3 separate regions of the Homo sapiens genome follow, and regions 2 and 3 are each linked to region 1. A link is a contact called in ENCODE Hi-C or POLR2A ChIA-PET data. All regions are on one chromosome and are shown on one strand. The core of a region is the stretch at or near the end of the contact, and the rest is flanking DNA. Distances in the headings are between cores, read along the strand shown. Region 1 holds the start of CTNNBIP1 (catenin beta interacting protein 1). Region 2 holds the start of H6PD (hexose-6-phosphate dehydrogenase/glucose 1-dehydrogenase). Region 3 holds the start of SPSB1 (splA/ryanodine receptor domain and SOCS box containing 1).

Region 1 (2,978 bases), core at 185-2,684:
ACTTGGAACGGTGCCTGGCACATAGTAAATGCTCACTACTGAATGAATGAATCTCCATCCCATAGAGGTGATTTGTATTTACAAGGGAGGACCACGAACTCCCCCAGCAAACCGTGAATGACACATTGGCATTTAACAGCCCGCACCTTTATTTATGATCCAAAGTCCTACTTTAAATCTGAGGAAGCTGCTGGTATCTCTGGACATTTTAATGGCACAAGAGATCAGTTATCACTTGGGGACACACTCCAGGAACTGGAGCCCAGTGGTTGTAGCAGGGAGCTAAGAGCCAAGGCTCCTGCGAACAGAACTTCAAGACAAACCATGACTTGCCTCCAGGTCCCTTACCCACACACCCTGTACCTCAATTTACCCAGCAGTTGGCCAGACATGTTCCTCTCAGTTCTGTGAGTGACAGGAGACAAAATAATTCACAGCTGGAGCATACTGAGATCCTCAGACAGGAGGTGGTGCAAGCCACACGTCTCATTATTCATAAAACTCTTGATTTGCGGCCAACACGGCCCCCGCCGCCTTCCCAGGGGCTAACCTGACAACAGGCACTGCTCAGACAAGTTCAGCTCACAAGGCAGAGGGAGGGATGGAGGGCCTAGCAGAGGCTGGGTGTCCAGACCTGAGTGTCTCGGTTACCAGGTTCCAAAAAAAGGAAGGTGGTTGGGGTGGGGTGATGAAAAGGAGGTGAGAGGTGCAGTTTGGGGCTCCAGGTGGTTAATTTTGCAGGTTCGTGCATACACGCCCGCCATCCAGGTGAGATATGTGCCCCCACCAGGTACCTTCCAGGAAGGCTCACCGGGGAGGGGTGGAATCGGGAGACGACAGTTCAATCAAACTACAGAGGGAGGAAGGGCGGCCCAGCGTTTAGTTTGGGGAAATATGGAGAGTAAGAGTCTCAGAGTGGGCGCAGGTGAGGGAAGAGGCAGGGGCCCAGAGGTCGGGAGGGCGGACGGGCGATGACAGGCACCCGGACGCGGTGAGGTGAGCAACAAGGTGGGCGGCGCGGACACCTGTGGAGGCGACCCCCGGGCGAAGAGTCAGGGAGGCGGGAGGTGGTCTGCGGCGAGAGGCGGCCAGGCCCAGACCAGGGCGCCGCGCCGCTGGGGCAGTCAGGGGTCCGAGCGGGGTCGGGGGCGCTCTCCGCGGCCCCTCCCCGGCAGACAAAGGGCTGGCCGCTCCCCCAAGCCCCGGCGCGGCGCGGCGCGGGCCCGGGCGGTGCAGGCGCGGCCCGGCCTCGGCGCTTACCTGGGCCGCCCGACCCGGCCGGGCCGGCAGGGGCAGCGGGTCCGGCGCGCAGCGCGCGGCGGCCTGTTCCGGGGCGTGCTCAGCCCGAGCAGCCGCTGCGGCGGCGGCAGTAGCAGCAGCAGGAGCGGCCGCCTCAGCCTCCGCCTCCCGCTCCGAGAGTCACCGCGGTGGGGAGGGAGGGAGGCGCCAGGCCGCCGGGGGAGGGACCGGCGGAGGGGGCGGCATCTGGCTCCGCGCGGGCTGCTGAGGCGCGGCGGCGGCAACGCCCCGGAGGGAGGCGGGCGCGTGGGGCCGGGCGCCGGGGCGGGGCCTGCGGGCGGGGCGGGGCCCGGGGCCGCGAATTGGTTAACTCAGCCTGTGGGCGGGGCTGCGCGGTGCGGGGCGGGGCCTTGTGGCGCATGTGAACGCTCATTGGGCCCTCCTGGAAGGGGGCGAGACCAGCGACATAGGGACGGGGCCATGCGGTGGGCGGGTGGAACACGGCGCCGGTAGTGAGTGGCCGAGTCCGCGCTGAGAGCAAAGGGGAGGAGCGGGCCGGGGGTGAGCAGGGAAGGCGGGTTGGGCGCGAGGAGGAGGCGGTGGCCTGGAGGAGGAGCCGGGTAAGGCTGAAGCTGGCGCTGCGGTAAAGCCACTCTGCGTGTCCCTATCTGCTCCAGGAGCACAGTGTTCCGGAAAAATAATGGCCTCTCCCACACACCGGTCTGTGTTTAAAAACGGGAGCAACAAGACGGGGCAGAATCCTTGGTGAGGCCAGTTTACCCAGAACCCCGGAAAATTCTGAAATGGACGAGGTTGCAGAACATTTAGAGGCGTGGTCTTCCTGCGTCGTTGAGCTGGGAACGTTGCTACCTCTGAGCTTGGGGCCTAACCTGGGATTAACCTAGCCCAGAGAGCCCAGGGATGGGCCTCCGTAGGTCCATTAAACTCAGAAGGTCGTGTGTACTGGTAGTGAGTGGATTTTTCGGGGGAAGGGTGCCCATGATTAAAATGTTTCTACAGAAAGTCTGGCTGTATTTGGAGAGGGTACAGGGAGAAGCAGCCCATTTTAGGTAAAATGCAAATTGCTTTTAACATCCGCCTTCCTTTTAAAGGGACCTGTATCTTTAAGTGTGGTCTCATTTTCAGCAGTTTAAATTATCAGTTACACAGTGTGACACTAACCCCAGTTCAGAAGCCCTCCTACCCTACTCCTCCCACAGCCTTTCTTTTTACACCTTTTCTGTACCATCCTCTTCCACTCCACATTTCTTCCCCTTCCCTATGCAAAAAGAATACGAAGTCCTTTTTTGTTTGTTCGTTTATAATATAATATCCACATTACTCTTTACTCATTTGGGGGGTTTTTTTGTTTTTGAGAGGGAGTCTCGCTCTGTCGCCCAGGCTCAGGTGCAGTGGCGCGATCTTGGCTCACCGCAACCTCCGCTTCCCGGGTTCAAGCGATTCTCCTGCCTCAGCCTCCTGAGTAGATGGGATTACCGGCATGCGCCCCGGCTAATTTTTGTATTTTTAGTAGAGACGGGTTTTCTCTATGTTGGCCAGGCTGGTCTCCAACTTCTGACCCCAAGTGGTCTGCCCGCCTCGGCCTCCCAAAATGCTAGGATTACAGGCCTGAGACACCGCACCCGGCCTGCTCACACTTTTTCATACTTAATAGGTCCCCGGCCGGGCGCAGTGGCTCATGCCTGTAATCTCAGCACTTTGGGAGGCCAAGGCAGACA
Region 2 (2,978 bases), core at 159-2,658, 680 kb before region 1:
TAGCCCAGAGAGTGCCTGGCTCCCTGGCTCCCCCCTCTGCCAGGCCCACTCAGTGTGACCTAAATCCTTGCCGAGGCTTGGCAGCCCTCTGCGGGCGCCCGGATGGCCTCTGGCCTTGGTGACGGTGAGGCCCAGCTCCCCTCAGTTCCCAGCCTTCCCGGAACCCCTTGCCTAACATCCTGTGTGGTAATCATGCCTGTTGGCCCCATTCAGTCCTGCCGGCCACTGCCAAGTTGCCACTGCTAGTTCCAGACGCTCCCACCTCTAATGGAACCATCGGGAAATAAAAAGCTGCAGCACAGTTTCTCTCTCAGGTCAGAATCTCCTCCCAGCACTTTGGGAGGCCAACGTGGGAGAATCACTTGGGCCCAGGAGTTCGAGACCAGCCTGGGCAACAAAGTGAGACCCCGTCTCTACAAAAAGTTGAAAAATTAGTCAGGAGTGGTGGCGAACATCTGTGATCCCAGTTACTTGGGAGGCTGAGGCGGGAGGATCACTTGAGCCTGGGAGGCGGAGGCTGCAGTGAGCTGTGATAGCGCCACTGCACTCCAGCATGGGTGACAGAGCGAGACCCTGTCTCAAAAAAAAAAAAAAAAAAAAAAAAGAAAAAAAGAAAAGAAAAGAAAGAAAAAAGAAAAAGTGGGGAGCAGGTTGGGGAGCATGGTGAGGGCCACCTACTGCCTGATAATGGTGGGGGACAGGAAGGGGACTGAGTGCTCTGAGAGGCAGCTGATCCCGTTTTCTCACTTAAATACCTCTCACCCTACAGAGAAGCCCTGATTCCATTTGCTGTCTTTCTTAGCAATGTCTTAGCAAAAGTCTTCTATTTGCCACACGGGTCCAAGCTTCCGCTTACTAAGCACCCAAGTGCCAGACAACCCCGGAGGCAGGTACTCCCATTGTCCCCACTGTACAGATGAAGAAACTGAACTCAGGGTCACACAAGTGATAAGGGGTGGCAGAGATCTGAAGCTGTGCGCGGAGGCGTGGCCAGCGTGTGCGCTCCGACTTCTAAATCCCTACTCTGGATATTGAAGACGGGAAAGACCGAGCCGCTCATTCTACAGATGGGGAAAAGCGAGGCCTGAGGAGTCCCAGAGCGGGTGCCAGATCGTAGGGAGCAGCCAGCACCCCGGGTCCCCTCCACGACACAACCACGTCCCTCGGCCACTTCTGGGTCCCGCGCGCGTCTCGGACGCGGCAGGACAGCTCTAGGACGCACGGCCACCAGGGGGCCGAAGGGAAGGGCGGGGGCGGAGGCTCGGAGCTGACCCACCGCCTCGCCCCGGAAGCTCCGAGGCCCCGCCCCGGCGGCCGCCAGCGGAGGGCGTGGCCTCGCCGGCGCCCCCGCCCCGCCCCCGCCCCCGCCGCGCGCGCCCCCGCCGCGCGCGCCCCCGGCCCGGGCCCCAGTCTTGCTGAGCGCAAGGCGGTGGAGGCCTGAGGCCTGAGGCCTGGGGCGGGGTGGCGGCCGGGCTGGCCTTGGCCTCGCGCCTTCCCCTGCGGCCGCCGCGGGCTCCGCGGGCGGTATCGGAGTGTCGTGCGGCGCGTGGCCGCGTGACACGCGCACTTGTCGGAGTGACGGGCCCTGCGGAAGAGGAGGTGCGGCCCAGGGCGCAGGGGAGCCCTCGGGAGCGGGCCCGGCCCTCAGCGCCGCCCCGGCCGTGTCCCGGAGGAGCGGCCTGCGCCGCCGCGCGAGAGGAAGTAAGCGCCCCCCGCCGGCCCCGCCGCCGCCCCGGCCCCGGCGCCTCCAACCCGCGCTGCCGCCGGGCCCGAGGCCGCGCCGAGCCCCGGAGCCTGCGCTGCCAGCCCCACGGAGCCTGGGGCTGGCGGCTTTGGAACTGCTCAGGAGGCGGCCAGGCTCCCTCCAGGGTCGCCCCGAGCGGCCGAGCTGTCCTTTCCCTGGGCTTCCCGGAACTGAGTTCCAGGAGAGGGGGAACTCCGAGATTTCCCCCGGGACCTGCTTAATCTTTGGCATTGATTGGCCCTCGGGTTTCACATAGCGTTTCCCGTACCCGGATCTAGTGAACGGTTTTCCAGGGGCAAACCTCTCTGGATCTCTGAAAATCAGCTCACCCAACCTTGAATGCTTAGCCAGAAGTGAGAACTTCTGGAAAGAAGTGTCCTTGCCCACTCCCCCTGCACCCACAACAGGCCCATGGCTCATGAAAGGCAGCAGATGAGGGAAAACTGGTGTCAAATGGGCATATTTTTTATTTTATCTTTTTACTTTTTTATATAAAAGTAAAAAATCTTTTACTTATAAAAGATGGGGTCTTGCTTGGTTGCCCAGGCTGGAGTACAGTGGCACAAACACGGTTCCCTGCAGCCTCCACCTCTTGGGCTCAGGCCATCGTCCTGCCTCAGCCTCCGGGGTAGCTGGGACCACAGGCGCACACCACCACGCCTGGCTAATTTTTAAACCTTTTGTAGAGACAGTGGTCTCACTATGTTGCCCTGGCTGGTCTCGAACTCCTGGGCTCAAGCGATCCTCCTGCTTAAGCCTTACGAAGTGTTGGGATTACAGGTGTGAAGCACCACGCCCAGACAGCGTATTTTAAATTATGCATCATATCCCTTTAATTTTTCATCATTATGATTGGAAGATCATGAAAAGCTGTCTGAGTTTTTCCTTGGCATTTTTCTGTGGTTGATGGTTAGTTGTTGCCCAAGCTGGAGTGCAATGGCGCGATCTCGGCCCACTGCAACCTTCTCCTCCTGGTTCAAGCGATTCTTCCACCTCAGCCTCCTGAGTGGCTGGGATTACAGGCGCGTGCCACCACACCCGGCTAATTTTATGTATTTTTTAGTAGAAACAGGGTTTCACTATGTTATCCAGGCTTGTCTTGAACTGCTGACCTCAGGTGATCCACCACCTCGGCCTCCCAAAGTGCTGGGATTACAGGCATGAACCACCGCGCCCAGCTGGTTAGTTGGTTTTAACAGCAGTTCAAGAAGCTAGCAAGAAGGACTTCATTCGT
Region 3 (2,978 bases), core at 204-2,703, 620 kb before region 1:
TCCCAAAGTGCTGGGATTACAGGTGTGAGCCACCAAGCCCAGCCTGGTCCTGAACTTCTGACCTCAGGTGATCCACCTGCCTCAGCCTCCCAAAGCGCTGGGATTACAGGTGTGAGCCATCATGCCCGGCCAATTATTATTATTATTATTTAATTTTTGTGCAGAGTCTGTGTCTTGCTCTGTTGCCCGGGCTGCTCTTGAACTCCTGGGCTTAAGTGATCTGCCTGCCTCAGCCACCCAAAGTGTGGGGATTAAGGGCGTGAGAGCCACCACCTCCAGCCTCAAGTGATCTTTTAAATGGGAAGCACCCCTAAGCTGCTGGCCATGGCTGCCCACCTGACTAGTCTGGGTTCAACATTCCTAAACCGCTGGCACCTGGAAAGTCAGAATGCCCACTCAGGCCCGCCCAGCCCAGGGCAGTTGGTTGAGTCTCCGTAATCCTATTCTGAGTTCAAACAAAGCTAAACCAAACTGATTTTCAGCACCGTAAAATGAGAGACATCAAACTTTGTAATCTCACAGTTCAATTGGGTTCCAAGCTCTGGACAGCTGGCCTCGGGCCAGGCACTGTTTCCTCGCCTTTACAGTGAGTGTGTCATTAGTCCCACCCTCACTGTACTGGGTTATGGTAAAGACACAGTAACTACGGAAGCCCCGCTATTTGTTTCGGCTCCCCCAGAAAGGCTAACTCCTCACCGTTTTCAATGGACACTACACAGCGAGGGGTGGGGAATGCCAGGAGATTTTGCTCTCAAAACAGCAAAGTCTTTAAAATCTTCCCAGTCCCAAGTGACTGCTCTGTTCGGGGAAGGGGGAGGAAAATTCCTTGAACGAGCTAGAGCCACAGGACAAGTCCCCAGAGGCTGGGACCTGTTCAGGGAGCAGCCCTGCGGATGCCAGGTGCCCGCGCCCTCAGGGTCTCGAGGTCCGAGGCCCCCGTCCCCGTGGGCACCGAAACGCGAGCGGCCGAAACAGCGCTGCAGGAGGCTCCCTGGACCCCCGGCGGCTGCCCACTCGTCCCCGCTGGGCACTTCAGAGGAGGCCGGCGAGGCCTTGCTCGGGGTTCCTGGGACAACCCCACTCTCCGCGAAGATTTCTCCTTCTCGTAAGACCCCCGCCCCCACTCCAGCCTCCCACGGCTGCAACCCAGGCCCTGCGCCACGCGTTTCCCAAAGACGCCTCCGGAGGGACCCGAGCTTCGGGCCGGCAACACCAGGGCGGCGGCTCGGGAGAGGGCTGCGGACTAAGGGGGCGGAGGGGGCGGCCGAACCAGCGCCGGGCTGACGCGCCCCGCGCCCCGCGCCCCGCGCCCCCGGCCTTCCCTGCAGTGCTGAGTGGTCCGTGCGCCCGAGGTCGGGGGCGGGGCGGGGCGGGGCGGGGCAGGGACGGCCCCGCCCACCGGCGCTTTTCTCTTTTTTTTCACTTTAAAGCCGTCGGTTGCTTTTTCTCCTCCGCACAGAAGTCGCGCTCGGGCAGCCTGCGCGCTCGCAGCAGGAACCAGGCTCCAGGCGCCGGCGCCGGGGCCGGGGCCGCGGGGAGGAGGCGACTTCGCTCCCTGCGGCGGGCGCGGCCCGGGCGCCCGAGCCTCCTCGGCCTTGGAGAGCAGCGGCGGCGGCGGCACCCCGGGCGCGGTAGGCGGCGCGGGGCACCTGGGACCCCGATGGGTGGGCGACCGGCCCGGGAGGGGGAGGCGCGGGGGGCCGGGCGAGGGCGGACGCGGGGATCGCGCCGCTGGGGGACCGAGTGGGTGGCGCGGGGCCGGGCGCGGGGGAGCGGGTGGAGTACGGGATGGGGACTCGGGGCGCGGCCCCTCCCGCGGTGGCTCCGGGGGCGCCTCCCTCGCCGCGGCTCCTGGGAGAGGGGCCCAGGCCCGCCCCGCGCTGCCGCCGCTGCAGGGCAGGGGGTCCCGGGGCGAGGCGCGGCGGGGGTCTCGGGGCGCGGGGACCGTCGCAACGAGTTGCGGTCCCGAGGAGGGGCTGGGGCGCTCCGGGGCCGCCGACCCGTCCCCCCTTTAGCCCGGGGAAAGCGGGACCCCGCTCGGCTGAGTTAGTTTCGCTTTTCCCGCCAGTCCGAGTCGGGATTGGCGGCGCGGCCCGGTCCCCCGTCGGGGCGCCCCCACCCTCCCGCAGCGCCTCCCCCAGGGAGCCTGCCGGGGACACCCGAGCGCCGCCCTCCCCGCCGCCCCGGAGCCGCCGCGGCTTCTCCCAGCAGCGGAGGGAGAGCCGGAGGGTTGTCAGGAAATCGATTAAATCAGAAAAACAAGGGCGGCCTGGGCCCGCGGGAGGAACCGCGGATGGGTCACCGTCCCCGGGCGTGTACTGGGCTCGGTGGCGTCCAGGTTCCGGTGAGGACGGGACGGCCCCGAGAGGAGGGTGCGGGTCTGCAGGAAGAGCGGGTGTCTCTGAGAGTGCATCTGCGTGTGTGTTTGTGCATGTCCTTGTGAATATGTGCCTGCGTATGAGTGTGTCTGTGTGTTCATGTGGGTGTGTGTGTGAGTGTGTCTCTAAGTGCATCTGTGTATTTATGTGCCTCTGAGTGTGTGTGTGAGTCTGTGTGTCTGTCAATGTGTGCCTGAGACTCTAAGTGACTGTGTGTGTGTGTGTGTGTCTGAGTGCGTCTTTGTGTATTTGTGTGTGCCTCTCTGTGTATGTCTGTGTGTCTTTGTGTGTGTCTGTGTGTGAGTGTGTATGTGTCTTTGGGTGTGTGTCTCTGCAAGTTTGTGTCTCTGAGTGTCTGTCTCTGCAAATGTGTGTCTCTGTGTCTTTGTGTCTGTGTGTGTCTTTGCGTGTGTGTGTCTTTGTGTCTCTTTGTGTGTCCACACGTGTCTCTGTGTCTGTCTCTGTGTCTGTGTCTCTGAGTGCGTCTGTGTATGTGTGAGTGTCTGTGTGTCTCCAAGTGTGTGTCTGTGTGTCTTTGTGTGTGTTTCTCTGTGAGTGTGTGTGGGGACCATCCAGGGGGCCCTCTGGTTCCTAGGTACT

The links. Hi-C counts contacts between places; a loop is a spot of excess contacts on that map. ChIA-PET counts read pairs that join two places held with the same protein, here RNA polymerase II (POLR2A). Pooled maps may share reads with other maps.
Region 2: a map of CD8-positive, alpha-beta T cell shows a loop between it and region 1 (6-fold over the local background). The contact joins the promoter of H6PD here to the promoter of CTNNBIP1 in region 1. A Hi-C loop is called at or near these places in 1 of 168 maps with a recorded cell type or tissue (CD8-positive, alpha-beta T cell) and 7 of 50 pooled maps.
Region 3: a loop to region 1 is called in a pooled map, with 11 times the contacts of the local background. The contact joins the promoter of SPSB1 here to the promoter of CTNNBIP1 in region 1. A Hi-C loop is called at or near these places in 1 of 168 maps with a recorded cell type or tissue (naive thymus-derived CD4-positive, alpha-beta T cell) and 8 of 50 pooled maps. POLR2A ChIA-PET finds 5 or more read pairs at or near these places in 1 of 52 experiments (AG04449).

Annotation. Positions count from the first base shown.
Region 1 is chr1:9,908,835-9,911,812 of GRCh38, forward strand. CTNNBIP1 (catenin beta interacting protein 1) reads right to left here and starts at 1,435. Exons shown (of 6, transcript NM_020248.3): 1 at 1,261-1,435. RefSeq lists silencers at 983-1,042, 1,213-1,272, 1,283-1,882 and enhancers at 2,030-2,703, 2,704-2,978.
Region 2 is chr1:9,233,366-9,236,343 of GRCh38, forward strand. It overlaps H6PD (hexose-6-phosphate dehydrogenase/glucose 1-dehydrogenase), which reads left to right and starts at 1,409. Exons shown (of 5, transcript NM_004285.4): 1 at 1,409-1,701. RefSeq lists a silencer at 1,262-1,821.
Region 3 is chr1:9,291,441-9,294,418 of GRCh38, forward strand. It overlaps SPSB1 (splA/ryanodine receptor domain and SOCS box containing 1), which reads left to right and starts at 1,454. Exons shown (of 3, transcript NM_025106.4): 1 at 1,454-1,631. RefSeq lists silencers at 1,119-1,288, 1,339-1,418, 1,489-1,558, 2,099-2,388.